Linked DNA regions of Homo sapiens: region 2 is linked to region 1. Evidence: chromatin loops called from intact Hi-C (ENCODE). Cell type or tissue: CD4-positive, alpha-beta T cell. All regions are shown on one strand. Links, peaks and the distances in the headings refer to the core of each region. The heading gives the core; the rest is flanking DNA. Region 1 overlaps RAB11FIP4 (RAB11 family interacting protein 4). Region 2 overlaps RAB11FIP4 (RAB11 family interacting protein 4).

Region 1 (15,531 bases), core at 5,010-13,009:
ACGAGAAGAAAGAGCTGGCCTGAGCCACTGTTTTCCCTCCCAAACCTTCACTTTGAGTGAAGTGTTTTTATCATCGCTCCTCTTATCATGATGGTAAAGTATGGAGCCCCCAAAGCAAGCCCCACAGACTCTTGGTTGTGTGAGTAATTAAGCCCTCTCTTCAAAAAGCCACATCTTGAAAAGCTATAATTTGTAGCAAAAAATAGCTGCCCGTTCCAAGAACCAGGAGAGCCCTTTATACGCACCCCATTCAACTGCAGCACGTTACTTCGCTTTTGAGTTGAGTTGCTGGGACCTCTGGTCCATGCTTTTCTTGGGGGAACCAGAGATGCAGTGGCTGCATGGGAACTGGAGCTTCCGGTAGGCATTTGGGAAATCTTTTCTGAGAATTTAGATGGGACGATTTAAATTAGGGAACTCCTGATTTGGGTTTGCATGGCCCCAACTTTTTGTGTGACTCCAAAGGGGAGTAAAGAGAAAAACTGCAGGATACTTCAGGGGAAAGTGGATGAGACTCTCTGGACACCATTCCCCCACTTTTTCTTTTCCTTCTTCCTTTCTTTCTTCTTTTTTTTTAGATAGAGTTTCACTCTGTCGCCAGGCTGGAGTACAGTGGCACAGTCTCAGCTCACTGCAACCTCCTACTCCCTGGTTCAAGCGATTCTCCTGCCTCCGCCTCCCGAGTAGCTGGGATTACAGGCACGTGCCACCGTGTCCAGCTAATTTTTGTATTTTTTAGTAGAGATGGGGTTTCACCATGTTGACCAGGATGGTCTCAATCTCCTGACCTCGTGATCCGCCCGTCTCGGCCTCCCAAAGTGCTGGGATTACAGGCATGAGCCACCGCACCTGGCCACATTTCCCCATCTATAAGGAGGAAAATGATAATTACTTGCAGGGAGTTTACCACCTCTGTAAAGCACAGAGCAGACTGGCCACATGGTAGGCGCCCTAGTATGTCAACTTTGTTCTCTTTCTCTGAGTTGTGGCTCCACTAGCTATTTGTAGACAGGAGATCTTTGTGGCTTCAGGTAGGTGATGGGGGACTGAAAGCTAAGAGGAAAAGCCTCCCCTGACCTGCAGCTTCTCTTTGAGCTGGCATGCCTGGAATTCTTGGGGCTGGCTGCTGGGTTTGTTTTCCAGATGTGGAAGCAATTTAAGTTCTGTTTTCTTAATCCCCAACAGTTTGCCTCCGAAGTCCACATTCTCATTTGAAAATCAAGGCCGTTGGCTCTGTTTGCAGGGCAGAGGGTAGGCTAGATAGCCTCTTCAAACCCTTTTTGTTTAGGAAATGGGCTTACTGGGGCACTCAGATCTGGGACCCAGGGCATTCTTGGGACAGTCACACCCCATCCAGGACTTGGTTAAAAGGTGAGTTCACTTTCTCTGTGGGTTTTCCTTGGAGATGATTCACTGAGCTAAATTCAGCTGCACCTTGGTTACAAACCAGCTCTAGACCGCTGTGGAGTGGCGGGGGTGGGGCTCGGGTTTGGGCCATGTCACAGGCCAGCTGGCGTCCCTCTGAGCAGGGTGCCCACGTGTCCCGGGGGCAGTAGCGGCCCTCCTTCCCACACTGACCACAACAGAGGGAGGAAAATGCTCCAGATGTCAGGTAGCCAGAAATACTGTCTGGCACGGAGAAACTGGTAATATCTTGTTCAGTTACTGAGCGCTGCTGGTCACAGAGGCAGCCTGACCCAGGATAAAAGGCTCCTTGTGTGAGGGCCTGTGGCTCCAGGGCTAACTGCTGATTTATTCTCTTGTAAAGCAATCGCTGTGTAGGTAAAATACCTTTTACATTTGTCTTATAACTATACTAAATACAGTTTTGGGCAAACAAAAATTGCCTTTGCAATTCTAACGTCTCTGAACTGTGCATATGCTTCTCTGAAATTGAAATAGAATACTTATACTACTGAGAGAATGCACAAGAAAATGGAAGTGGCTGGGCATGGTGGCTCATGCCTGTAATCCCAGCACTTTGGGAGGCTGAGGCGGGCAGATCACGAGGTCAAGAGATCGAGACCATCCTGGCCAACATGGTGAAACCCCGTCTCTACTAAAAATACAAAAATTAGCTGGGTGTGATGGCACGCGCCTGTAGTCCCAGCTACTCAGGAGGCTGAGGCAGGAGAGTCGCTTGAACTCGGGAGGCAGAGGTTGCAATGAGCCGAGATCGTGCCACTGCACTCCAGCCTGGTGACAGAGTGAGACTCCATCTCAAAAAAAAAAAAAAGAAAATGGAAATAACTTACTTAGATTGGCATATAGTGTTTATAGAATGCCATCCTGATAATCATAGATTCACCAAGCTTTGATTTCAACAAAATATCATCTCTTAAGAAGTAGCAGTATTTCAAACTAATCGTGAAAGAGAATAAGAGAATACAACTTTTTTTTTTTTTTAGGACAGACCAAAAATAAATCCCTGAGTCTCTTGAGTAGGTTCTGGAAATCCAGTTACAGATGCTCCTTGATGGGGTTACGTCCTGATAAACCCATTGTATATTGGAAGTATCATAAGTTAAAAAAAAAAAAAGAAAAAAATGCGTTTAATACATCTCACCTACCAAACACCATAGCTTAGCCTAGGCTACCTTAAATGTGCCCAAACACTTACTTTAGCCTACAGTTGGGCAAAATCATCTAACACAGAGCTTGTTTTACAATAAAGTGTTTTATGTCCCACGCAATTTATTTTTTGTTGTTGTTGTTTTGTTTGATTTGGTTTGGTTTGGTTTTTCTTTGAGATGGAGTCTGGCTCTGTTGCCCAGGATGGAGTGCAGTGGCGCGATCTCGGCTCACTGCAAGCTCCGCCTTCCGGGTTCACGCCATTCTCCTGCCTCAGCCTCCCAAGTAGCTGGGACTACAGGCGCCCGCCACCACGCCCAGCTAATTTTTTGTATTTTTAGTAGAGATGGGGTTTCACCATGGTCTCAATCTCCTGACCTCGTGATCCGCCCGCCTCGGCCTCCCAAAGTGCTGGGTGTAATCCACCGCACCCAGCCCATCCCACGCAATTTATTAAGTACTATGCTGAAAGTGAAAGACAATGCTCTTATGGGTACTTGAAGTATGACTTCTACTGACTGTGGATCACTTTGCACCATCATACAGTTGAAAAATCAAAGTGAGCCCGGGCATAGTGGCTCACGGTGGCCTGTAATCCCAGCACGTTGGGAGGCCAAGGTGGCTGGCTGCATCACTTGAGGCCAGGAGTTTGAGACTAGCCTGGACAACATGCCAAAACCCCATCTGTACTGAAAATACAAAAATTAGCCAGGCGTGGTGGTGGGCACCTGTAATCCCAGCTATTTGGGAGGCTGAGGCAGGAGAATCACTTGAACCCAGGAGGGGGGTGTTGCAGTGAGCTGAGATGGTGCCATCGCACTCTGGCCTGGTTGACAGAGCGATACCTTGTCTCAAAAAAAAAAAAAATTGTAAGTCAAACCATTGTAAGTTGAGGACCATCTGTAGTTCTCTTTAAAGGTTGAATTGGCTGGGCGAGGTGGCTCACACCTGTAATCCTAGCACTTTGGGAAGCTGAGGTAGGTAGATCACTTGAGGTCAGGAGTTCAAGACCAGCCTGGCCAATATGGTGAAACCCCATCTCTACTAAAAATACAAAAATTAGCTGGGCGTGCTGGTGGGCACCTGTAATCCCAGCTACTTGGGAGGCTGAGGCAGGAGAATTGCTTGAACCCAAGAGACAGAGGTTGCAGTGAGCTGAGATTGTGCCACTGTACTCCAGCCTGGGTGACAGAGCAAGACTGTATCTCAAAAAATAAAAAAATAAAGGTTGAATTGAATTGACCTTTAAAAAGTTCTCTTTTGTTATCAGGGTGAGAAGGTGGGCGAAAAATCCAGACTGAGCTTGGGTTGGGGTTTCCATGAAGCCTTCCTAGGGGAGGAGAAGGGATATTGGTATATTGGTCTATTGGTCTGCTACGGCTGTCATAGCAAAGGACCACAGACTGCGTGGCGTAAACAACCAAAGTGTGTTTTATCACAATTCTGGAGGCTGAAGTCTAGCATCAAGGTGTCAGCAGGCTTGGTTTCTTCTGAGTCCTCTCTCCTTGGCTTGCAGACAGCCATCTTCTCCCTGTGTCGTCACATGGTCTTTCCTTTGCGTGTGTCCTAATCTCCTCTTATAAGGACACCAGTCACATTGCGTTAGGGCCCACCCATTAGGACTTCAATTTAAATGAATTACCTCTTTATTATTATTATTATTATTTTGTTGTTTGTTTTAAGACAGAGTCTTGCTCTGTTGCCCAGGCTGGAGTGCAGTGGCACTATCTCGGCTCACTGCAACCTCCACCTCCCAGGTTCAAGTGATTCTCCTGCCTCAGCCTCCCGAGTAGCTGGGACTACAGGCATGTGCCACCACGCCTGGCTAATTTTTGTATTTTTAGTAGAGACTGGATTTCAACATGTTGGCCAGGCTAGTCTCGAACTCCTGACCTCAAGTGATCCACCCACCTCGACCTCCCAAAGTGCTGGGATTGTAGGTGTGAGCCTGCAGTTCAGCCCGGCCTGAATTACCTCTTTAAAGACTATCTACAAATACAGTCACATTCTGAAGTACTAGGGATTAGGACTTCAATATATGAATTTTAGAGGGAACAGGATTCAGCCCATAGCAGAAAAGGGTCTTGGGAACCTCCTTCAAGGGAAGGGGGAAGAGGAAGAGGAGGGTGGGCAAAGCCTGGCAGAGTAGAGGGGAGGCAGTTCTGCTTTCAGGCAAAGGCCCATGGGTGAGGGACCCCCTGGGGATGGCTCTTGACCACCTGCTCTATTTGGAAACATTTCTAGGACTGTTATGACTGTGAATGGTCTTTTAGAGGCCGGATCATTCTTATGACCTCAGCCATCCATTGCCGCTTGATCTGATCATTTGAAACCAAGACTGCTCGTCGTTCTGTTCTCATTTCATCCTTGAAGCTCATGTTGGTCTGTTCGGGCTCCAGTTTCTGTGGACTCTACCCGCTAGGATAGTATTCTTTCAGGATGGCTTCACTTTTTCATATTCTTTTAAGTAGAGCCAGACCTGTCAGGAAAAAGCGAATAAACCGATCAAAAAATCAGCAAAAGATCCGAATAGACATTTCTGTTATATGTAATTTATATAAATGGAAAACAGGCATATGAAAGGTGCTCAACATCATTGATCATCAGAGAAATGCAAATGAAAACTATAATGAGATATCATCCCATCCTAGTTAAAATACCTTTTATCCAAAAGACAGGCAATAACACTTTTCCTTCACTAGTTCAGCAAATTTGGGGCAGGCTATTTTTTCATGTTTCCATATAATGTTTACTACTACTTCTTTTTTTTTTTTTTTTGAGACATTGTCTCGCTCTGTCACCCAGGCTGGAGTGCAGTGGCGCGACCTCGGCTCACTGCAAGCTCTGCCTCCTGGGTTCACGCCATTCCCCTGCCACAGCCTCCCGAGTAGCTGGAACTACAGGCACCCACCACCACGCCCGGCTAATTTTTTTGTATTTTTAGTAGAGATGGGGTTTCACTGTGTTAGCCAGGATGGTCTTGAACTCCTGACCTCATGATCCGCTTGCCTCGGCCTCTCAAAGTGCTGGGATTACAGGTGCCCGCCACCACGCCCGGCTAATTTTTTTGTATTTTTGGTAGAGACAGGGTTTCGCCATGTTGGCCAGGATGGTCTTGAACTCCTGACCTCATGATAAGCGCTCGCCTCGGTCTCCCAAAGTGCTGGGATTACAGGCGTGAGCCACCGTGCCTGTCCTGTAACTTTCAAATGAACCAAGTTTCTTTTCAAATGAGCCATTTGAAAAGAAATTAGACTAAATATTATCAAAACTAAGGACATTTTCCTTCACAACTATATGCCATTAACACACCTGACAAAATTAAGCATAATTCCCTAATATCACCCAATATCTACTCCAGATTCCATCCTCCTTGTTTATCCTCAAAAGGTCTTTTACAGCTGGTGGTGGTTTGTTTGTTTGATCTGGGATCTAATCAAGGATAATATTCGGTTTCTATGTCTCTCAGTTAATCTAGAACAGTGGTTTGCAAAGTGTGGTCCTGGGACAAGTGGCATCCGCATCACCCGAGAACTTGTTAGAAATGCGTTTTCTTCCAGCCTGCCTCAACCTTTAGAAATGCATCTTCCCTGTGGTGATGTGTAACTTCTATCCCATTTTTCCGTTTGGTAGAAGTTAGATCCTAAGGCTTGATTTGAATTGAGTTAAATACTTAGTTAAGCCCACACTATAGGTGATGCTGTGTACCTCTTAGGCATCGCGTTGGGAGGCCAGCGCCTGGTTCTTTCCAATTAGTGATGCTAAATTTGATCTCTGCATTAAAGGGACAGTAGTCTGTGTTCTCCCTGGTAGAGGTATGTGGGGTGCTTTGGTGTTTTGCAGCAATCTGTAGGGTGATTCTTCGGTATTGTGCAAGTATCTAGTTTTTCATTAGCCTTTAATCTACTGGTGTTATTCTGCAGTTGTTGAGTGTAGTGTTCTGTATGTATCAGTCTGGAGTTTGTGTTGTTCTGGTCTTCTGTGTCCTCTCTAATTCTCTTGTTTGCTTATTCCATCAGTAATAATAATAATATATAATAATTATTATATATTAATATATAATTATTATATAATATATAATAATTATTATAACATATAATAATAATTATAATATATAATATATAATTATTATATTATATATAATAATTATATATTATATATAATTATTATATATTATATATAATAATAATTATAATATATAATAATATATAATAATAATTATATATTATATAATAATAATTATATATAATATATAATTATATAATAATAATTATATATAATATATAATAATTATATAATACATAATTATTATAATATATAATAATTATATATAATATATTAATAATATTATTATTACTATTATTAAAGACAGAATCTTGAGCTCTGTCACCCAGGTGCAATCATAGCTCACTGTATCCTCGAACTCGTGGCCTCAAGCAATCCTTTGGCCTCAGCCTCCCGAGTAGCTGAGATTACAGGCATGCACCACCTGGCTATTCTTTTTTACTTTTTTTTTTTTTTTGTAGAGATGGAGTCTCATTATGTTTCCCAGGCTGGCCTGGAGCTCCTGGCCACCTGCCTTGGCCTCCCAAAGTGCTGGCATTACAGGTGTGAGCCACGTTCAGCATGTTCCATCAGTTTCTGAGAGAGGTGAATTAACAGCTCCCACTTCCCATTCTGTTAAGTTTTGCTTTATGTTTTGAGACTGTTAGATGCATAGATATAAAAGTGTTACATCTTGTTAAATTTCAATTGTGTTTCTTGTAAGTGGTATGTAGTTGTTTTTAATTTACTCTGACAATATTGATCTTTTAATAGGATTATTTACTCAGTTTTCTTTAAAAGTATTACTGATGTGGTAGAGTTTTAATCCTACATAATCTTTAAGTTTTTAATTGACATACAATTGTACATATTTAGAGAGTACAGTCTGATGTTTTGATACACATGTGTATTGTGGAATGATCAAATCAGGGTCATTAGCAAAACCATCACTTCAAACACTTGTCATTTCTTTGTGGTGAGAACATTCAAAATGCTATCTTCTAGCTATTTTTAAATACACATTGTTGTTAATTGTAGTAACCTTACTGTGCAATAGAACACCAGGACTTAGTCCTCCCATCTGACTATAGCTTCGTGCCTGTTGACCAACCTTTCCCCGTCCTCCCTTCTCCTACCCTCTCCAGCCTCTGGTAACCACCATTCTACTTTCTACTTCTATGGGATAACTTCTTTAGATTCTACATAGGAGTGAGATCATGCTGTTTGTCCTTCTCTACTTGGCTTATTTCACTTAACACAATGTTCTGTAGGTTCATCCATGTCACAAATGACAGGATTTTATTCTTTTTTATGGCTGAATACTATTCCATTGTGTATATATACACCCCATTTTAAAAATGCATTCATCTGTTAATGGATACTTAGTTGACTCCATATTTTGGCTATTGTGAATTGTGCTTCAATAAATGTGGGAATGCAGATCTCTCTTTGACATACTGATTTCTTTTCTTTTGTTTGTATACCTAGTAGATGAATTGTTGGATCATATGATAGTTTTAAATTCTTTGAGGAACCTCCATACCGTTGTCCATAATGATTGTTCTATTAATACTTACAGTCCCAACCGGGCACAGTGGCTCACAGCTGTAATCCCAGCACTGTGGGAGGCCGAGGTGGGCGGATCATGAGGTCAGGAGTTTGAGACCAGTCTGGCCAATATGGTGAAACCCTTTCTCTACTAAAGATACAAAAAATTAGCCAGGCGTGGTGGCATGTGCCTGTAATCCCAGCTACTCGGGAGGCTGAGGCAGGAGAATCGCTTGATTCCGGGAGGTGGAGGTTGCAGTGAGCCAAGATCGTGCTATTGCACTCCAGCCTGGGCGACAGGGTGAGACTCCATCTCAAAAAAAGAAAAAAAAGGTTACAGTCCCATTAACAGTGTATAAGAGTTCCCTTTTCTCCACATCCTTGCCAGCATTTGTTATTTTCTGTCTCTTTGATGATAGCCATTCTTATTAGGGTGAGGTGGTATCTCATTGTGGTTTTGATTTGTGTTTCCCTGATGATTAGTGATGTTGAACATTTTTTCATATACCTCTTGGCCATTTGTGTGTTGTCTTTGGAGAAACACCTATTCAGATCTTTTGCCCATTTTTAAATTGAATTATTTGTTTTTTTGCTATTGAGTTGTTTGAGTTCCTTATGTATTCTGGCTATCAGTCATCTGTCCTTTTGGATGATTCAAGCATTTTTTTATTCCTTCATTTCTCTCATCTATTATTATTATTACTATTATTTTAAGATATAGGGTCTCACCATGTTGCCCAGGTAGGCCTTGAACTCCTAGGTTCAAGCAGTCCTCCTGCCTCAGCCTCCCAAATAGTTGGGGATACAGCCATGCACTGCCATGCCTGGCTTAGATTTTTAGTAATATGTTTTGTTTTATTTTATTTTATTTTATTTTAACTAATTTATTTTTAGACAGGGTCTCACTCCCGTTGCCCAGGCTGGAGTGCAGTGGCACCATCACAGCCTCGACTTCCTGGGCTCAGGTGATTCTCTATCCTCAGCCTCTCAAGTAGTTGGGACAACAGGCATGCGCCACCACACCTGGCTAACTTTTTGTATTTTTTGTAGAGATAGGGTTTCACCATGTTTCCTATGCTAGTTTCAAACTCCTGGGCTCAAGTGATCCAGCCACTTCAGCCTCCCAAAGTGCTGGGATTACAGGTGTGAGCCACTGTGCCCGGCCCGTTTTTAACTCCCAACCTTTGACATGCTCACTTGTTATTGGAACGGAAGTGGCACAGTGGGGAGAGAGGAGTGAGAGCGTCTCCCCACAGTGGATGGCTCAGCTGTTCGGGATGTTTCCAGTGGGATCACACCATGGTCCAGGGTCTGGTCTGCATCCTAATGGGCTTGAAAACCAGATCTTACTGGCTTTTCCCACACCCCACAACTTGAGTCCACTCATGCTCACTGATTGTCCCTAAATGGACCTGCAGAGCCAGTGGATCCCCTTGTGGTGAGAAATGCACTCACATGAGCTTGGGCAGCCCTTCTCTCCTGTCTGTCAGCAGGCTTCTGGGAGTGGGTGCTACGTGAACTTGGACACAGGGGCCAAGGGCTGGACAGGTGTGGAATGTTGAGCCAGGCCCCACCGCCTTTGGGGCAGGCTGGATGTGCTGGCCAGCCAGACCTGACACCTCTGGCCAGTGCCTGGGTGCACGCGGCCCGGGTCGGCCTCAGACCCTCCCTCTTGGTGCTTCCCAGGAGACCACTCGCTTAGCCCCTCCCTGAGGACAGGCTCTGTCTTTAGATCCCTTAGTACTTCAGTCCCTCTGTCAGCCTCAGGAAATGTGTGCATCTCTCTTAGTTGAGCTCCCAGGAGGTTATCTGACATCTCTCATTTCTGAGTCTTTCTGGGAGCCTCAGCACACACCCCGCTTCCTCTCTGTGGGCTCCTCTGACGCTGCCTTATCAGCAGTGTGTGTGTTGGGGTGAGGTTGTGAGATCGGAGAGAGAGACAGCTCAAGAGTTGTGATGAAAACACTGAAAGAAAGGCAGTGTGGGCTTCAGCAGCCCTTCCTCGGTGATGTTTGTGCAGCAGCAGAACTTGTTGAGTGACCGCCTTTGCTTTATGTAAATGTCATGAGTTCTGGAGAAACACAAGCATGGCTTTCGCTTTCTTTTCTGTTCAGCACCAACCTGAGGTTCCACAGCCAGTGTGTGCCAGATCCAGAACTGAACCAAATCTGCCCAAGAGCCTCAGTCTCCACATCTTCAAGCCCAGGAGTTTGAAACCAGCACAGGAAACGTGGTGAAACCCTGTCTCTACAAAAAATCTGTAAAATAGGGTGATTTATTACCTCCCTCTGGGGGTGATGCAAGAAGCCTGCTTGCTTCTCATGTGAAATGAATGAGCACCTGGGGAACCCCAGTTGTCCCGGTTGCCCCCGCTCCTGGGGTCTGCAGGCCCACCTTAGGATGGAAGTGGAGCGCAGCAACCAGGTGTCTACACAAGATCCACTCCTAGAAGCTGCAGGGCGGGAGCAGTGGGCCCTGCTGAGGGGTGGTCTTGAGCTCCTGGCCACACCCTTTCTGGGGTGAGTTTCAGGAGGTGGATCCGGGGCCCCCGGCTGGGAGAAGAGAGTCTGGAAGCTGCCCTGCCTTGGCTGCCATCCCCTGGGAGGGAGTTTAGCTGGAGGAATGGGGCACTGGGTCCCTCCCTGACACCCCGGGGCCTCTGAGCCACTCTGGGGATGGAACGTAGCAGTGCAGCATTTCTTCCTGATCAGAGCGGGAAGCTCTGGGCTGCAGAGCTTTGATCTCACAGTATGTGGTCAGTCCCCGGGGCTGGCTGAGGTGTGGGATGATCCCTCGTGACCTGGCGACCTGGTGCTCCCATGCTTACCCCTGGCTCTGTTGGGGTGAGCCGAGGCCTCATGTCTGAGCTGAGGTTGCTTGTTGTTCAGAAGGCAAGGCCGAGGCACTGCCTCTGGGTGGATGCTTGAACCCCCTTTATCCCACCCTTGCCTTGGCTGGTGCCTGGGCAACTCTCTGTTGAACCAAAACCTCTTATCAGCAACTGATAAGTACCCAGCCTTGCATCTGCAGAGCAAGGCCTGACCCAGAGCCAGGGTTGGCAGCTGCAGCAGGAGTCCGTTACAGCCAAGATTGCGTACCAGTCTCTGCGGCCACCACCTTTTCATGATGAGAGCAGCCAAGCCACAGTGGGGTGTGGAAGACCCCAGCCCTAGCAATCACATCCCTTCCCTGTGGACCTGGGGACATTGGCACCTATGAGTTAGCTCAGTAAGCTGAATTTCCTGCTGCCCATAGGAAGGACCCCGTGAGACCTTGACCTGGCCCATCTCGTTCCAGAGCTGTTGGTTGGCTGGGAGTGGGGTGAGAGATTCATCACAGGCCTAGCCCTGGCAACCGCTGGACTCCCCTACACTAGGCTTAGTGTGTGTCCACCCCCACCGCACACATGCACACCTTCCCAGCGGCAGCGCTGCACGTGTGCCTGCTGGTGCCTTGCTGCAAGGGAAGTGGGCATGTGCCCGCCCAAGCTATTTTTACCCTGCCTTGTCCCCACAGAGCTGTTCTTTGGCTCTGAGTTAGTGCCTGGGGAATGAGGCCGTTGCCAGGGCTGGGGGTGGATGAGCTGGAACCTCGGAGCTTCTTGGACTCCCTTCCCCAGGCAGCATCTCATCTTAATGCTTACTAAAGGGTGTGACTCGTGTGCAGGGCGACCTTCCATAAGAGTGGGCAGGAGAGGACCCTGGTGGGGAGAAAGAGGCACTGATGTTTGGAGGGCAGGCTCTGGAACCTGCAGGTCTGGCTTCCTGCAGCCAAAAAAACCCAGCCGAGCTGCAGCCCAGTGAGCCACGGTGGGTAGAGGGAGAGGTCCCAGGGGCTGGATGGGAGCCAGGAGGCCAGGAGGTACCCTGGATTGTTTTCCTTCAACACAATGACGACAATAGTAGTTCAGTTTTGGGGTGTGGTGGTGTGTACCTGTAGTCCTAGCTGCTTGGGAGGCTGAGCTGGGAGGATCACTTGAGTCCTGGGAGTTTGAAGCTGCAGTGAGCTGTGATTGCGCCACTGCATTCCAAGGGTTTTTTTGTTTTTGTTGTTGTTTTTGTGTTTTTGTTTTGTTTTGTTTTGTTTTCTGAGCACTTTCTGTGTGTGCTAAGACCATAAAGTGCTTAGGATGTGTAGCAGCTCATTTAATCCTAATCACAGTTAACTCCATTTTATAGATGGGGAAACTAAGGCACTGAGCAGTTCAGTAACCCTGAAGCTGCAGAGCTCATGAATGGTGAATGGTGGAGCAGGGCTCTGGCCTGGCCGTCTACTCCAGAGCTTGTCCTTAACGCCACCCCGCGCCTCCTTTTGCCGTGTGTTCCGCGCCCTCATGACACAAGGCATTGTCCTAGTTCCCTGTGGCAGCCTGCCAGGCAGGTGGTTCCCTCCCCGTGTTTACATCAGGCCCAGAAATTAAACAGCTGATCCAGCATCAGACAGTCAGGCAGTGACCACACCAGAGTCGGCACCCAGGTCTCAGGGTCCTGTGGCTGTGCTGTTCCCAGCTCATCATACTGCAGTACAGTATGGTTCCACCACCTGCCATGTGCTCTCTACAGTGCTAACCACTGGGGTTCTGACATGTAAATCCCCATAGCTACCCACTTAGGGTCCTTGCTCTCACAGGGAAGGTGGACATGTGGTCACTTGGGGTCCATGTACTCTGTGTGTCAGCTCAGGGAAACGCAGGGTGCTGGCGTGTGCCTGTGAGGTGGCTCCCCATGGGGGAGGTGGGGAGGGAGAGGACCAGATGCTGCATCCGCTCTGAGAGTGTGGACAGTGTGGCATTGTTGGCCACTCTGAGGCTGGGACGGCCCCCACGTGTATTGATACTTGGCCTTTTCAGCAGCCCTGAATTCATCCCTTGCCAACTTCCTACAAAAGAAGGGGTGACTTGGGGCCTGCTGGCAGGCGAACACGGCTCTCAAGACTGGAGAGGGCCCCACGGCAGGCTGTGTGCCTCTAGGTTCCCACTCCCTGCTGGGGACAGGGTGGGACAGTGGGACAGCGAGGTAGGGGTGCAGGGGATGCAGACCTGCCCTGCCAGAGTGGCTGGCTGGATCCTGTTCTCCAGCTCTCTCCAGAATGCCCTGGCCTCAGGTAATTCCTCAGCTTGGCTTCTCTGAGGAGGGTGGGCGTCCCTCCTGGCTGCTCGTCTGTCCAGGACATTGCTGGCTGACCAGCCGGGGACCCATGGCTGTAGGAATAGCTCACCCTCTGTTGCCTGTAGCCCCTCGTGAGGCCAGGTCAGAATTTACGGCTCCTACCGTGACCGACTCTCCGGTGTAAATTGTCACGTGTGGCCCCCTAGAGCTGCCACTGAGGTGGAGTTGACTGGCCCCATTCTGTAGGTGAGGAGCCAGGTGCTCACAAAGGTGGTCACTTGTCCAAGGTCACATGGCTTGTAAGTGGCTGGGCCAGCAGGGCCGGAAACCCAGACTGCTAGGCCCCAGAGCTGAGCCCTCACCCAAGCCCACCCCCAGGGGCCTCCTGGGGCTTCTGGAGGAACACGCTGCTGCATCCGCTCTCTCCCTTCACCCCGGGGTCCGCTGGCAGGTGGAAGAAAGCCTGGGGTGGTGTGGCCATGTACCAGCCAAGCCTGTGGGCCTATGGTGGCTGGCCCTGTGTCCCAGGGTACAGGGAGCTGTGAGCTCAGGGCTGGCTCTGGGTCTTGAGGGACAGAGCCCTGGCAAGTCAGACTGTGCCAGAGACGATGCCCGGTGCTGCCTCCTGAGGATACCACACTGTCCCTTCCCCAAAGGCCCCCAAAAGAGCAGACACAGCCTTTCTGTGCAAACCCTGGGAACACCAGGCCAAGCTCCAGGCCTGGACATGTGTAGGGTCCCTGGGTGGTGACTGGACGGCCGTGTGTGGACTCCTTTTTCACACAGCAGGCGGGAATGGGCAGGAAACCGGGGCTCTGAGAGGCAGTCTTGGAAGCTGCCCTGGGCACAGACCTTACTTGCTGACCCCGGCCACCTAGAAACATGAGCTCTGGGGAGGCCCTGTCCCTGCCCCACCACTCCTGCCAGCCCTCCAGAGCCAGGCTTGGGTGGGCGCCTCTGTGGTGAGGATGTAGACCGTGCAGCTGGGGTGAGCGGGCAGCTCTCTGGGCATCCTGACGAGCATAGTGCGGTGAGGTGGGGTGATGGTATCCTCTCCCATGACCCCCAGTCTACTTGGAAGTATGCTCAACAGGGGGCTCCGCGTGATTCTTACCTGCAGGCAGCCTGGCCGGAGAGGAACCCACCGCCTCCAGAAGTCTGTGACCCCCAGGCCATCTGGAAACCTTATGAGGGCAATGTTTTTATTATGGCCAAGTTCTTCCTTTTCCTCTGCAACTTTATCTAAAAAACATACAAAAGGGAAATTGGCCAAGAAGAGTCCTAGTATGCTTGACTCCGAGTTCTCCCAGCCCATGAATGGTGGCTCAAGGAGAGAGAAGAGGCTGCGTTCTGGCACCTTCCAGCATCTCCCCTCCAGGCCGGCGGGAGAAGGAGCAAGGGCTTCCACCAGACCCTTCCCCAGAGGGCCGGGGAAACAAGAGCTGGGGCTGGGGACTTTGGCCCTCAGGGAGGAGCAAGGGTGACCATGGCAAATACCAAACCAAGGGGATCTTGGGACAGGCATAAACCAGTACTGTCCTGGGCTAACCAAGGCGTGCAGTAAACTGTCTTTATTATATTTGAATTTAGGGGGCAAACTACTAGAAATGGTTTTAAAGTTATAATTAAAATTTCCGATTGCCTTGGACAAACAACTGTGGGTTGAATGAAAAAGTATTAATGTTGGGAATAGCCATTTTTAAGAGAAAAAGCTGGAGAGAGTGTGTGCGCATGTGTGGCCAGGCAGGTGAGGACTTGGTGTGTCAGCCGGGTGTCAGGTCCCTGCAGGCCCTCTGTGAACTGCAAGGTTCCAGGGCAGCCACTCTCCCACTCTGAGCCTCATCTTCCCCAGGTGTCAGACGGAGCTGATGAATCCCAGATCTCTGCCCTGTCTACCCCAGGCAGCTCGCACGGGGCTGTTGTGAGGGATGGGGTGTGTGAGACAGGCGAGGAGCTTGCTGAAGGGCTGGGCAGATGTGGACTCTGCTTAGTCCAAGGCTGAAAGCCTGCCCGAGGAGGTGGTGGTCTTCTTTGGAGGGTGGGAACCTGGTGCCCCTGCTTCTGCCCTGCCTGTGCCTGAGCCAAGCCATTTGAGGCTGCTCTCTCCACCCGGTCAGGGGCTTGGGCCAGCTGCTGGGAGTATCAGGACGCTGCTGTAGATGTTGGGTGAGAGGGCCCGGTGGTTCCACCTGCATGTCATGAGCCAGGTGTTAGTGGGGCAGTGCCCGGCACACACTCGGCCTCTGTGTCCTCGTGTCAG
Region 2 (15,531 bases), core at 808-8,807, 69 kb before region 1:
AACTGCAGCTGTCCTGCGGGCAGCCCTGTCCTGGACGTCCCAGGGTCTGCAGGACACGGGGGGCGCCCAGCCTCGGAGGAATGGGTGTGTTTGCTTTCTCCAGAGGCTGGCACAGTCGTTTGGAGTCCCTGCAAGCCAGGTGGGCAGCACTGCCTTAGGTCCCCTCCCCCAGGAAGGCCTCCTTCCTTCCTGTTGCCCCAGCCTGCCCTCTGTGTGTGGGAATTAGTCCCAGAGGACAAGGGCCTCTTGCAGCTCCCTCCACAGTGCCTTGAGCTGAGTTCCCCACCGCCTGGGCTCCATCCCTGCCTTCCAGTGCTCAGCTGGCCTCCTGGAGCCTCGGGCCCCCACCTCAGCCCTTCCCACCCTATGCCCATTAGTCAGAAGCAGAGCAGCCGTCCCAGGCTGAGGCTCAACCCCTCACTGTCCCGTGTGTCTGCCTGTCTGCGCAGGGTGCGAGGAGCTGCTGAAGGATGTGCTGTCGGTGGAGAGCGCGGGGACGCTGCCGTGCGCGCCAGAGATCCCAGACTGCGTGGAGCAGGTAAGGCTTGGGGGGCCTCAAGGACCTCCATGGCTCTGCCTCCTCCTTCTTGGTCTTGCCTTTGCTCCATTTTCAGTATCTGGGAGGACCCAGAACCTCCCTCTGAGGACCCTTCTTGAGCATCAGAGTCAAGAAATAGTTTTTGGAACAGGAGCCCTGAGTCCCCTTGGGAAGCCCCAGCAGAATGTGTAACAGCTGGGGGTCCTCACCCAGCAACTTTATTTCCCATCTGTGGCACGGAGGAGAGACTGAGTTCCAGACAGGGAAAGTGGCAAGTGGAGGGGAGGCAGGACTAGAATTGTTTCCTTTTCTTCTGCACCATCGCTCTCTGAGCTGAACGCTTCCTGTTTGTTTGTTTTCAAACAACAACGAATTCTCCAATTCTCTGACACTAACTGGTGTCCAGCAATCAGTTCCACCTGCCACTAACTACCCAGCATTAGCACAGACTCCATGAGTCAAGGTCAACTCCATGAGACTGCCCCACCTCCCACGCCAGCTGCAGTTCTTCCTGGATAACTGCAAACACAGGGTTCCCAGGACCACCTCCCTCGGGCTGGGTAATTCACTGGAAACACTCAGGAAATGGTTGTACTTACGATGATCAGTGTATTACAAAGGATACAACTCAGGATTAGCCACACGGAAGAGATGTACAAGACAGGGTATGGGGAGCAGGGATGCAGAGCTTCCGCACCTTCGCTTAGGGGCGCTGCCTCCCAGCACATCACCGTGCTACCAGCACCCGGGCTCTCTGCATCTCATTGTTCAAGAATTTGTAGGCCTGGCGTGATGGCTGATGCTTGTAATCCCAGCACTTTGGGATGCTGAGGCAGGAGGACAGCTTGAGCCCAGGAGTTTGAGAGCAGCCTGGGCAAGATGATGAGACCCCGTCTCTACATAAAAACTTAAAATTAGCTGGATGTGGTGGTGCACACCTGTAATCTCAGCTACTGGGGAGACTGAGGTGGGAGGAGCACTTGAGCCCAGTAGTTTGAGACTTCAGTGAGCTGTGATTGTGCTACTGCACTCCAGCCAGCCTGGGTGACAGGGCCAGACTCATCTCCAAAAATTAAACAGTTTTTACAACCCAGTCTCCAGCCCCTCTCCTCTGCCTGGAGGTTGGGGGTAGGTGGGAAGGTGAGAAAGTTCCCACCTTATTGTATGCTTGGTCTTTCTGGTGACCAACCCCATCCTGAAGCTCTGTATCAGGAAGCGGGACAAAGACCACAGTCCCCAAGGCTCTGTTTTTCTGTTATCATTGCCTAATGGTGTGTTTCTTATGAAACTTTGAACTAGTTTTCCAAGCAGTGCAGCTTCATCCTACAGAGAAACAGTTGAAGGTGCACAAGCTGACAACCAGCGAGGTCCCTCCTGGTGGCAACACCCAGAACTAGAAGAGGATGATTTTGATTTCTTACCCAGCCCAACCCCCAAACCTTTTCCCCAGTTCTGATGGGTGCCTCCTCTGGACCCCAAAACATGAGTATGTTTATAGCTGAAGGAGATCCAGGACCCCAGAGGCCACTTTGGCTGATGGTAGGCCTCTTGGAATCCAGCTGGGTCGTGGGGTCAGGGTTAGGTTCCCTGGGCAGGACTGGAGGAGGGACAGTCCACAGAGAGGGACACAGTGCTGAGGGCTGCCAAGTCCATGGTGGCAGAGACCAAAGCCAGGCACCAACTGTGGGCCAGGGCCCCCAGGCTGGGAGTCAGGTGGCTAGGCCTCAGGCTGCTGTGCTCAAAGCAAGAGCCCTCAGGGATGCGTGGAGATAGCTGGGCCCCAGGCCCATGCCCATGCCAGCAGTGATGGCTCCAGGCCTGTCTTGATGGGTCCAGCAAGCAGGGGTTGAATATGTATTTGGGGCCAGCTAATGGAACCAGGATTAGGAAAGAGGACCTCCACTGTGGGACAAATACTGAGTGCCCCAGGAACTTTGCTGGGGGGGCCCTTCCTGGATTGCTGAGCAGGAGGCAGCGTGCAGAGGTGTGCAGGACTGGGTCCATACCCACGTGGGCCACCCAGGACAGGCCATGGAACCTGAGCACGTTCTTCTCAACCCCGCTGAGCGTCAGTGTCCTCAACTGTAAAACAAGGCTTGCTGTGCCAATCTGGAGGGTCTGTTGTGAAAGTTCAGTGGGAAGACAGACCCCTAATACGTGCTAATTCCTCGCCGCCTGCTGCTGTAAGAAAATGGTGCTGAAGTTACCATTTGCATTTTTCAGTTTACCCTCGGATACTGGTGTTGCAAAATTATGTTAAAGTAAAGCCCTGCCCCAGGAACTGGAGGGCAGAGTGGAGCCGAGGCCTGGGGAGAGGGGGTGGGAGTTGGGGTAGGGGTGACGTGTTCCCTGTAGTCTTTGGCTGCTTTTGTGGCCCCCACATTCTGCCATTCACACCTCTGGAAAAGGTGGCACATGGAGAAAAGATGAGCAGGGGGTGCAGAAGAGTGGGCCTCCACCAAGGTACTCTTTTTTGTAAACCGATATTGCTTTCCTCCAAAGTCTAGAGGTTATGGGAAAGCAGAAAGAAAGACCGCGTCAGCCTATCTCAGCAAGCCTGGTGCTTCTCCTTGTTTCTTCATGGGACTTTGCAATCCTATAGGTTTTTGTTGCTTTGGGTTTTGTTTTTTGTTTTTTTTTTGTTTTTTTTTGTTTTTTGTTTTTTTTGTTTTTTTTGTTTTTTGAGACGGCATCTTGCTCTATCGCCCAGGCTGGAGTGCAGTGGTGCAATCTCGGTTCACTGCAAGCTCCGCCTCCCGGGTTCATGCCATTCTCCTGCCTCAGCCTCCTGAGTAGCTGGGACTACAGGTGCCCGCCACCATGCCCAGCTAATTTTTTTTTGTATTTTTAGTAGAGATGGGGTTTCACCATGTTAGCCAGGATGGTCTCGATCTCCTGACCTCATGATCCACCCGCCTCGGCCTCCCAATGCTTTGGATTTTAAGCTTCTCGTGGGTGAACTCCTTTCTGCCCTCCATGGAGGTCTGGCCCCGGCTTGGTTGGCCAGAGCCTAGTGAGATGGCGGTAGCTGTGGACACAGTGGCAGCCTTGTTCATTATGCTCGCTGGGGCTGCTTGGTTGACCTGGACTCCATTCCCTACCATGGGCTTCTGCGTGTTGGCAGGGAGAGGAAGGGGGCACAATCCGAAGACCAGCCTGACGGGGCAGACGGCTTCTGGATTGTGAATGAGTCCTCTTCCTGGCTTAGGCTCCTGTAATAGCAAGGTCAAGACCACAGCTCTGCAGATGAGGTGTCAGAGTGGGCTGGACTGGGCAGGTCCGAATTTCTCAGGCCCGGCTCTCTGCGCCCTGCTGTGTCTTAGCTGTCCCCTAGGGGTCAGTCTGAGACTGAGAAGAAGCGGGTGCCTGGATCACTACGTAGGCTTCCCAGATGCCCCCAGGGAACGCAAACCTGAGGCATGATTTGAGGAGGTGTGGGGATGACACACAGATGGGATGGCAGGCGCTCCATCCCTGTGCCATGCGTGTATGTTGGGAGGTGAAGCTTGTTTTTCGGGCACAGCCCCCTCCCCTCAGGGTGTGGACGGAGACCTCTGACTTAACCACTGGATGTGGCTCGTAATTAAAGCAGTGAATGCTTGAGTGCTGGCTGGTGGGCCAGCAGCTGCCACCTGGCCCCTGAGAGCACCCTGCCCTTCTTGACCCCCTCCCAGGCCCCGAGAAGCCTCTAGCGTTGGGCATCAAGCAGGGGCCCCTGGGGTTGCTGTCCAGACCTCAGGCCAGTGCAAGTCTATCCCGGGCAGTTGATGCCTGGATGCACCAGTTCCTGACCTTACTGGATGTGGCTCCACCTGCGTCCCCAGAGCCCTGCGAGACCCTGGCAGAGGGAAACTTTGAGGCTTGGGAACCCCAACTGTTGAGCAGGCTGTTGAGAGAGTTTCCTGACCCAGGGAAATTTGCTTCTGGTCAAAGGGAATGTTAGGTGTGTCCTGAAGGACTCCCCAGGTTCCCTGGGTCCATGCATGGGGTCCCTGGAATCGCCCTGGGAGTCCCTCTGAGACTGTCCTGCTCAGGCTGCCCATCAGCCCCCAGTCCATATGCTATAGGGGCCCCCGTGGGGAGGGGGCATGGAGACACGTGGAGAGCCCGACACTCGGGTGCTAAAGGCAATGGGATAGTTGCTAGGGGCCCGTGGTCACCCCTCAGCAGGCAGTAATGTGAACCCTAATCCTACAAGTGCTGTAAGGCCCTGGGCCCTGTTCATCCACCCTATGGTGGATGAAATGGAGAGGGCATCCAGCCACCTGCCCCTCCTGTGTAGCCACCACGCCAGCAAATGGTGTCAGTAGCCTCCAACCCAGAGAGTCATCCTCAGCGCCTCCTCATGCAGCTGCCTTGAGTCCTCTGTTCCCCACTCACCCCTGCCTCCCCCTTCCATCACAGCCACTGCCACCCACTGACCGGGCGTCCTCCTGTCCTCAGCCTTCCTCTCTCCACACCCCCATCCCGCTCCTGGGACCCGTCCTTACCAAGGGATGAAAACCAACATCAGCTCCTACCCACTACTCTAGCCTCATCTCTCACCATGGTGCATCTCACACCTAAAACTGGCGATACCAAACCGCTCCCCGTTTCCTGAGAAAGCCATGTTCTCTCTTGCCTCTGAGTGTTATCTTTCTCCTAGGATGTCCTCCCTCCCGCTTCCTTGTCAGGAGCTAACGTCTACTCACCTTTTTAAGACTTACTTGCCGGGAGTGGTGGCTCATGCCTGTAATCCCAGCACTTTGGGAGGCTGAGGTGGGAGGATTACTTGAGCCCAGGAGTTTGAGACCAGCCTGGACAATATAGTGAGACTGCTTCTCTTAAAAAAAAAATTTTTACTTAGGTACCGCCTCCTCCAGGAAGCCTCCCTGACTCCTTCTGCCCCAGCCCAAAGGAGAAGGACCTGCACTGAGCTTCCTGGGGGCCCTTCACCCTCTACCACTGCCTGAACCTCACCCTTCATGACAGCCAGCCCCATGTCCACCCAGTGGCTTCAGGGCTCAGGCTGAGCTCCTCCTTTTCACCCCCAGGACAGCACCCACAGCAAGCATCGTTATCCATGCTCCTTGGGTGTGTCTCTAAGTATTTCTAGAACTAGGTATCTGGAAGCAGAATTGCTGTGTCAAAGGGTATGTAGATTTTGTTTTTTAACAGATACGGATGAAATTTTCTTCCACAAAGCCTGTACCATTTGTATCACCCAAGCACTATATGAGATTGCCCCTTTCCCCATGGCCTTCGCCAACCCCGGAAGCCATCCATCCACCTGCTGGTCTCCGGCCTAGCAGCCTGAGGGGAGGAAAGCCCATTGCTGCCGTCCTCTGTGCTGCCCAGCTTCCTAGGGAGGCGGACCATCTTTTTCTTATCTTCCCATACCCTCTGGATTTCTGCTTTTACGAATTAGCTATTCATATTCTTTGCCCATTTTCGATATGGTTGTTTGTCTTTTCCTTATTGATTTATAAGAAATCTCTGTATATTCTGTTTTTTGCTTGTTTGTTTTTTGAGGCAGTCTCGCTCTACTGCCCAGGCTGGAGTGCAGTGGCTCAATCTCAGCTCACTGCAACCTCTGCCTCCCGGGCTCAAGCGATCCACCTGCCTCGGCCCCGCAATTAGCTGGTACCACAGGCACACGCCACCACATCCAGCTAATTTTTGTTTTTTTGTTTGTTTGTTTGTTTGTTTTGTTTTTGGTAGAGACAGGGTTTTGCATGTTGCTCAGGCTGGTCTTGAACTCCTGTGCTCAGGTGATCTGCCCACCTCGGCCTCCCAAAGTGCTGAGATTACAGGTGTGAGCCACAGCAACAGGTTGAAATCTCTATATATCCTGATTATCAATCTTTATGGATTTTGCTTGTGTTTTAATCTTGTTTTAGGAGTGTTTTATTACACAGAATGTTAATTCTGATGTCATCATTTATCAACCTTTTTATGCCATTTGCATTTTGTGTATCATTTTGTGCCTTCTGTACCTCCAGGCTATAAACATATTCTCCTATATATAGTTTTCAGATACTTTTGAGAAAAAGAAGTATTTATGCTTAGCTCTTTTATCCACCTGGAGCTTATTTTTGCTTTTGGTGGGAGTAGAGATCTGGCACTCTTACTTCCTCAATATGGCCAGTACTTTGAGTTCCTAATGTTGAATAGTCCCTCTTTCTCAATTGATTTGAAATTTTATCTTTATTGTATGCTAACTTACCTTATATACGTAGGTCTCTTTCTGGACTCTGGTCTGTTATATTGATCTGTTTGTCTACCTACTTTTAAGCCAAAACCATAGTTTCAGTTACTCTTGTTTATAGTTTGATATCTGATAGGGAAAGGCTCTCTCATCCTTCTTTGTTTCTTTAACCTTTAAGGCCAGGTGCGGTGGCTCATGCCTGTAATCCCAGCACTTTGGGAGGCCAAGGCAGGTGGATCACCCGAGGTCAGGAGTTCAAGACCAGCCTGACCAACATGGTGAAACCCCATCTCTACTAAAAATACAAAAATTAACCAGGCATGGTGGCACATGTCTGTAATCCCAGCTACTTGGGAGGCTGAGGCAGGAGAATCACTTGAACCCGGGAGGCGGAGGTTGCAGTGAGCTGAGATCACGCCATTGCGCTTAAGCCTTGGCGACAAAGTGAGACTCTGTCATACACACACACACAAAAACAAATAAAAAAAACTGTTTTTTTGTTATTCTTACATATTTTCTTTTCTGGAACAGCCTTTTTGTCAAGCTCTATTGCAAATCCTGTAGGAGATCATATTTGAAATTAAATTTGTGCATTAATTGAAGGAAATTGGCTTCTTTACAATATTGCATTCTGTCATCCAGGAATGCATATATCTTTTCATTTATTCTGGCCTTTTATGCCCTCTAGGAAAGTTTTCTGTTGTTTTTCTTTTTTGGTTTTTTGGGTTTTTTGAGATGGAGTTTTGCTGTTATTGCCCAGGCTGGAGTGCAGTGGCTGGATCTCTGCTCACTGCAACCTCTGCCTCCCAGGTCCAAGCGATTCCCCTGCCTCAGCCTCCCTAGTAGGTGGGACTACAGGTGCCCACCACCATGCCCGGCTAATTTTTTGTATTTTCAGTAGAGATGGGGTTCTACTACGTTGGCCAGGCTGGTCTCAAACTCCTGACCTCAGGTGATCCTCCTGCTTCGGCCTCCCAAAGTGCTGGGATTACAGGTGTGAGCCACCGCATCTGGCCGGAAAGTTTTATAATTTTCTTAAATAGGTTATGCACACTTTCTTCTTAGGGTGACTATATTTGGAGTTTTTGTGCTGATATGTGTAGGATCTTTTTGCTATGATATTTTATAACTGGTTACAACTGATGTATAGGATAGGTTTTCATTTTTGGTGTTAATCTTGTCATGATAACCCTATTAAACTCTCCTTATTTTATTTATTTATTTATTTATTTATTGAAACAGGGTCTTGCTCTTATTGCCCAGGCTGGAGTGCAGCAGTGTGATCTCGGCTCACTGCAATCTCTGCCTCCCGGGTTCAAGCAATTCTCCTGCCTCAGCCTCTCGAGTAGCTGAGATTACAGGCGCCCACGACCATGCCTGGCTAATTTTTGTATTTTTAGTAGAGACGGGGTTTCACTATGTTGGCCAGGCTGGCCTCGAACTCCTGACCTCAGGTGATCTGCCTGCTTTGGCTTCCCAAGGTGCTAGGATTAGAGGTGTGAGCCACCATGCCTGGCCCATTAAACTCTCTTTATATTTAATAGTTTATTTATATGCTATTTTCTATCATGCTTAATTCTATATAACAAGGTAGCCATGCTGCCATTTTAAATTTTAAATGGCAACATGATATTTCATCACATGAAGACAACCAAATTTATATACCAGTTTCTTATTGTTGGGCGTATATACACTTTTTTTTTTTTTGAGACGGAGTCTCACTCTGTCGCCCAGGCTGGAGTGCAGTGGTGCAATCTCGGCTCACCGCAAGCTCCGCCTCCTGGGTTCACGCCATTCTCCTGCCTCAGCCTCCCAAGTAGCTGGGACTACAGGTGCCCGCCACCACGCCTGGCTAATTTTTTTGTATTTTTAGTAGAGACAGGGTTTCACTCTGTTAGCCAGGATGGTCTCGATCTCCTGACCTCGTGATCCACCTGCCTCGGCCTCCCAAAGTGCTGGGATTACAGGCGTGAGCCACCATGCCCAGCCAGGTGTATATATATATTTTTAACGTAATTTGGGGAATGAACAAAAGCAGTGTAATAATCATTCTTATAGCTAAGTATTTCCCCACAGCAGCAATCGTTGCTTTAAAGTAAATCAGAGGTTGGCAAATTACAGACCCCACGAGCCAAATCTAGGAGCTTGTTATTGTAAATAAAGTTTTACTGGAACACAGCCACACCCATTTGTTCACATCTTATCTGTGGCTGTTTTCACACTACAGTGGCAGAGCTGAAAAGCTGCCACAGAGGCCAAATGGACTGCAAAGCTTAGAATATTTACTGTCTGCCCTTTACAGAAAAAATTTGCCAACCCAGACGGTAAATTCAGGCAAGTGGAAACTGTTTTATGAAAAGGATGCAAAGGCTGGGCGCGGTGGCTCATGCCTGTAATCCCAGCACTTTGGGAAGTGGAGGCAGGTGGATCACCTGAGGTCAGGAGTTTGAGACCAGCCTGACCAACGTGGTGAAACCCCGTCTCTACTAAAAATACAAAAATTAGCCAGGCGTGATAGCGCATGCCTGTAATCCCAGCCTCTCGGGAGGCTGAGGCAGGAGAATCCCTTGAACCCAAGAGGCGGAGGTTGCAGTGAGCTGAGATCGTGCCATTGCACTCCAGCCTGGGCAACAGAGTGAGACTCTGTCTCAAAAAAAAAAAAAAAGAAAAGGATGCAAAATATTAAAACTGCCTAATACTAATCTGCCAAATTCCTCTGCAGGAATCCCATCAGGATTGCGTCAGATTCCTGCTACCCTTTTGATACTGGTGTTGCTGAGTTTTCAGATCCTTTAAATTTGAGAGGCTAAAATTAGAACCCCTCTTTTGAATTATAATACAGTTTAACTTCTTAAAGTACATTTTTTGGTCACTAAGAGGGCGTTCTTCATGAATTGCCTGTCGACATTCTCCACCCTGGCTATGTTTACTTCTATTGAGTATTTTTTAAGAACCAGAAATATAACTTTTTGACATACATTAAATTTTTTCCAGCTTGTTATTTATTTTTAACTTTGTTCATGATACCAAATTTAAAAATTTTTATAGCCAATTCATCATTCTTTTCCTTTATGGCTTCAGCCTTTGGTGTAATGCTTATAAATGCTTTCCCGCCCAAGATTGTGAAACTGTTCTGTTTTATTTTTGTGTATTTGATTTTTAATTCGTAGAATTGACTGATGTCTAGAGTGAGGTAGGGATCCAGTTTGCCTTTTTCCTGTCAGTTCCTCTTGCCCTCCCTCACCTGGCTGGAACCAGCAGCTTCTTGCTAGGCTATGCTTACGCACGCAGTCCCCTGATGGCAAAGGAAGTGAGGTTTGCCCGGTGCAGTGGCTCAGGCCTGGAATCCCAGCACTTTGAGAGGCCGAGGTGGGCAGATCACTTGAGGCCAGGAGTTCAAGACCAGCTTGGCCAACATGGCGAAACCCCATCTTTACTGAAAAAAAAAGAAAAAAATTAGCCTGGCATGATGGGGCATGCCTGTAATCCCAGCTACTTGGGAGGCTGAGGCACAAGAATCACTTGAACCCAGAAGGCAGAGGTTGCAGCCAGCAGAGATTGTGCCACTGCACTCCAGGCTGGGCAACAGAGCAAGACCCTATCTAAAAAAGAAAAGAAGAAAAGAAATGGGGTTTGCTGGGAACCCAGACCTGAGCCTGAGCCCAAATTGGCTCTTTTGCTCATATTCAGAAGGGGCTTTGCCAAACCCTTGTCTTCCTGGAAGTTTTTAAAATGATGATAACCTGTGCCTCTCTCTAGAACTTGCTGGGGAGGAGGCCTACAGCCTGAACATCTAAGCCCACCCTCGCTTCATTTCATCCATCCTGAAACAAGCATTTCTAAAACCACTCATGACAATGGCACTTATAAGTTCTAAAAATACTTTTCCTGACAAACAGCACTGTGATTCACTGTGCTGGTGGAGGTGTGGGTGGGGTGCCATGCTCCCACTGGTGTGGTGGCAGGAGGGAGTTTCAGAGCCCAGGGAAGCAGCCTTTCTACTTATATCTGGCCCCAATATATTTTTCTATGTTTCAACACCCCCCCCACCCTTCTAAAGAGAAAAAAAAATCTACTTATCCCAAGCCTCAGAGCTTCTGTAAGATCCTCGATTTGTGTCTTTGGGAAATAACTCAACTCTGATTAAGCCAAAGGTGGCGGGGATGGAAGCAGTGCAGATATGGAAGCCCCTTTTGTTCGTTGCCTCAGCCTGGTCTGCCCTGGACCGTGTGTCTTCTACCTCCTACCCCTGACCATCCCTACCCTAGAGACGCTAAGCTGAGCTGGCCAGCAAGTGCTACTTCCCACGGGCCACCTCCTGCCTAACCCAACCCTGACGCCCAAGTCCACATGTATCTTTAGAACCTACTCACCAAGTTAGAGCTTGACAAAACCTTGGAGAGGCTCCTTACATCCCGTCTTTTTAAAGCTGAGCAGGAGGGAAAAATTTGGGTTTTATGAACCTGTAGGACATTAACCACCTTCGTATATACCTTTCCAGTCTCATTTCAGCATCCTTTCTTTCCCTGATTACATAGACTTTGATCCCTCCCCTTCTCCTTTGGATGAGTTATCCCTACCTGCTGCTTCCCTCATTAATGAGTCTAGTGCAGTGCATTTTTGAAACAGTAACTGTGGGAAACACACAAACACAATCACATGAGGGCAGATGTTCTCCGAGAAAGCACGGTCGAAACCAGTGGGGACTCTGGGTTAGCAGGGCCTATGGTGCTTCATGTGTCAGAGGCTGAACTGGGATATCAGTGGAGATTCTAAACTCACCATCCAGTTTATAAACCTCTGAGGGCCCAAGCTCCTGCTGCAGATGGTGCAAGAATAAAGAGTAGATCACTTTTACTAAACAAAGACCTAGAGAGTTGACTTGGTCTCCAACTTTTTATTTTGAAAATTTTCAACCTTCAGAAAAGAGCAGAACAATGAATCCACATATATCCTTTGCTTGGATGACAGCTGTTAACATGCTGCTAAACTGAGTTTCTCTGCCCCTGTGTTTGTTGGTGGGGTGCATGTGCATACATACTACTTTTTTTCTGGACCATTTGAAAGTTAGTTGCGGACATGACACTTCATCCTTAAATACTTGGCCATTCCTAAGAAGGACACTCTCCTATGTGACCACAATATAGTTATGACTTGCAGGAAACTTAACATTGGCACAATTTGTTACCTATTGTAAAATCTACATTCAAATTTTCCCAATTTTATATATATATATATATATATATATATATATATATATATATATATATTTTTTTTTTTTTTTTTTTTTTTTTGACACGGAGTCTTGCTCTGTCACCCAGGCTGGAGTGCAATGGCGTGATCTCCGCTCACCGCAACCTCCGCCTCCTGGGTTCAAACGATTCTCCTGCCTCAGCCTCCCGAGTAGCTGGGATTACAGGTGCATGCCACCACTCCCGGCTAATTTTTTTTTTGTATTTTTAGTAGAGACTGGGTTTTACCATGTTGGCCAGGCTGGTCTTGAACTCCTGACCTCGTGATCCACCCACCTCGGCCTCCCAAAGTGCTGGGATTACAGGTGTGAGCCACCGCACCCAGCCATCCCAATAATATTTTTATAGCTTTTATTTTTATCTCAAATCTAATACAGGATCACACAGTAGTTTAGTTGCCATGTTTCTTTAGTTTCCTTTAATCTAGAAGAGTTCCTTGGCTTTTTTTTTCTTTTCTTTCTTTCTATTTTTTTCTTTTTTTTTACTCCTAATGACATTGACCTTTTTAAAAACTTCAGGCCACTTGCTTCGAAGAATGCCCCTCAATTTAGATTTGCCTTTATTGATTTTCTGGTCCTTTGGGGTACTGCAACTTAAATTTAAATTAAAAATAAAATGGTGTGGCGAGGAGGGGGCCAGGAGGGGAGTTCTACTGTGTTTATTTTTCAAGTCTAAAACACATTTAAAATGCATATTGTTGGCACCCACTCAGTGGGCCTCAGTTTTCCCAGCTGAAACATGATCTAAACACCCCTTGCAGCTTCTGTCCCTTCTGGCATTTGGGGAAAAATAAATGCCTAATTGTGTGTGTGCGGCCGAGCGTCCACCCTTGGCATCTCTCAAATTGTGGGGAGGCAGCCGGCCTTGGTACTTTCTGGCTCCAGGAACACGCCATGGGCCATTGAACGTCTGTGCGATGGGTAACGTCTGTGCGATGAACACTGTACACTGGGTACAGTGTTAGGAGGTGTGGGCTCTTATACATGACCAGGCCACATCTCCATCCTCTTTGGGCTGAGATTAGGACATTGGAGTAGGTGTATTTGTCTCCTGAGAGGGGCAATCTCAAGAGAAAACTAGAAAAGACCCCCCCCACGTCTTTGGGGGGATTATCTGAGATAATGTGGGGAAGAAATCCAAGCCCCTAAGATACACTGGACGGTGCTTCTCCGGGTACCTGTGCCCGAGGGAGATACCAGCCACTTGCTGGGACACCAGGGGGCATCTTCCTGGAGCAGCAGATTGCCTGGAAGAATTGGAGAAAACATTGTCCAACATTAAAACAAACATGGAACATAATAAACATATTTTGAAGATAAGAAAGAAGCCTGTAATCCCAGCACTTTGAGAGGCCCAGGCTGGAGGATCCCTTGAGGCTAGGAGTTCAAGACCAGCTTGGACAGCAAAGTGAGACCCCCATATCTATTAATACAAAAAAGACAGGCGGGTGCCGTGGCTCTCGCCTGTAATCCCAGTACTTTGGGAGGCCAAGGCGGGCGGATCACGAGGTCAGGAGATCGAGACCATCCTGGCTAACACGGTGAAACCCCGTCTCCACTAAAAATACAAAAAATTAGCCGGGCGTGGTGGTGGGCGCCTGTAGTCCCAGCTACTCGGGAGGCTGAGGCAGGAGAATGGCGTGAACCCGGGAGGTGGAGCTTGCAATGAGCCGAGATTGTGCCACTGCACTCCAACCTGGGCCACAGAGCGTGAGACTCCGTCTCAAACAAAACAAAACAAAACAAGACAAAAATTAGCTGGGCTTGGTGGCAAGCACCTGTGTGTCCCAGCTACTTGGGAGGCTGAGGCAGGAGGATTGCTTAAGCCCAGGAGATTGAGGCTACAGTGAGCCGTTTGTGCGACAGCACTCCAGCCTGGGCAACAGAGCAAGATCTCATCTCAAAAAATAAAGTAAAATAAAGATAATGAGAAAGACTTTTATCAATTTTATTTTACTTTATTTTATTTATTTATTTTTTTGAGATGGAGTTTCACTCATTGCCCAGGCTGGAGTGCAATAGTACGATCTTGGCTCACTGCAACCTCCGCCTCCCGGGTTCAAGCGATTCTCCTGTGTCAGCCTCCCAAGTAGCTGGGATTACACACGCGCACCCCCATGCCCAGCAAATTTTTGTATTTTTAATAGAGACGGGGTTTCACCATGTTGGCCAGGCTGGTCTCGAACTCCTGACCTCAGGTGATCTGCCCACCTCCACCTCCCAAATTGCTGGGATTACAGGCACAAGCCACCGCGCCCAACTGCTGTATTTTATTTTTGAGACAGGATCTCACTCTAGCACCCGGGTTGGAGTGCAGTGGCGCGATCTCAGCTCACTGCAACCTCCACCTCCCAGGCTCAAGCAATCCTCCTGCCTCAGCCTCTTGAGTAGCTGGGACTACAGGCATGCACCCAGCTAATTTTTGGATTTTTGGAGAGACAGGGTCTCACTATGTTACCCTGGTTGGTCTTGAGCTCCCGGGCTGAAGCGATCCACCTGTCTCGGCCTCCCAAAATGCTAGGATTACAGGTGTAAGCCACCGCGCCCTGCGGGAAAGACTTTTTAAATTGTTTTGCTTTAGAGGCTGCTCTTTCGAGTCCCACTTCTACTGTAGACCCATGTCCATCTTCTGCTGTGGGGCCGCTTTATGTAAGGTATTACTGTTATTGCTATTTTGTTTTCCTTTTCTTTTTTTTAAGAAACAAAGTCTTGCTCTGTTACTCAGGCTGGAGTGCAGTCACTGCAGCCTCAACCTCCCAGGCTCAAGCAATCCTCCCACCTCAGCCTCCTCAGTAGCTGGGACCACAGGCTCATACCACCACATCCAGCTAATTTTTTTTTTTTTTTTTTTGGCAGAGACCGGGTCTAGCTATGTTGCCCAGGATGGTCTCAAACTCCTGGCCTCAAGCAAGTCTCCCAGCTGGGCCTCCCAAGGCACTGGGATTACAGTCATGAGCAACCTCTCCTAGCCCTGTTTTCTTGTAATAAAGTAAATGCAGTGTTCATTTTAGTAACAAAACAGGTCTTCACTGGGAGGGAGAAATGAGGAAATTTGACCCCGCGTGGCTGAGGCCTGGAATGAGCTCCATGGGCAGGCTCCAGGAATGATGTAATTTTGCCTCCTCTCAAGGCTGGCCTCAAGGAGGCCTGATTCCAGCCCTCTTTGTCTGGGGCTGCCCTGAACCTGTAAGAATCCTTCTGACCAGATCCTCCAGACACTGCAAATTCTCACCCAGGTTGCTCAGAATCCTGGAAAGAGCTCAGGTTTGAGTCAAACGGGCTGAGTGTGGGTTCTGCTTGACCACTTTCTGTGTGTCATTTGGCAAGTCGCTTCACCTCTCTGAGCCTTTTTCATTTCTGCCTATCTAAAATCAGAGTCGTCAGCCTGATTTTCAGTGTTGTGGTGAGAATGCAATGGATTAATGTTTCTAAAGGTTCCTGAGGAGACAGGTCCCCCAGTCAGTAGTACCTATGCCTGCATTCTCTGTACCACTCAGAACCCTCAGGGGAATCATTCAGGACACAGGGGACAGAATTCCCTCCCCTTCCCATTCC

Evidence for each region. Peaks named below come from ENCODE experiments on the same cell type or tissue, not always from the same donor. Only the 100,000 strongest peaks of a DNase experiment are listed, where the experiment ranks them.
Region 2: a loop joins it to region 1, with 3 times the contacts of the local background. A loop is called at or near these places in 19 of 110 quality-filtered maps.

The regions. Positions count from the first base shown.
Region 1 is chr17:31,498,800-31,514,330 of GRCh38, forward strand. All of the region lies in intron 3 of RAB11FIP4 (RAB11 family interacting protein 4), which reads left to right. Among named protein-coding and RNA genes, the nearest start is that of MIR4724, 28 kb to the right of the region's middle. RefSeq lists enhancers at 114-1,075, 1,076-2,035, 10,080-10,559, 10,841-11,631. In CD4-positive, alpha-beta T cell, for the core only: a CTCF peak has its summit at 9,599; DNase peaks (open chromatin) are centred at 9,612, 10,102 and 10,918; H3K4me3 peaks cover 2,288 bases; H3K27ac peaks cover 4,861 bases.
Region 2 is chr17:31,433,585-31,449,115 of GRCh38, forward strand. RAB11FIP4 (RAB11 family interacting protein 4) reads left to right here. Exons shown (of 15, transcript NM_032932.6): 3 at 450-538. Among named protein-coding and RNA genes, the nearest start is that of RAB11FIP4, 50 kb to the left of the region's middle. RefSeq lists enhancers at 123-852, 1,514-2,014, 2,015-2,515, 3,951-4,060. In CD4-positive, alpha-beta T cell, for the core only: CTCF peaks have their summits at 3,874 (motif pointing right) and 4,076; a DNase peak (open chromatin) is centred at 3,877.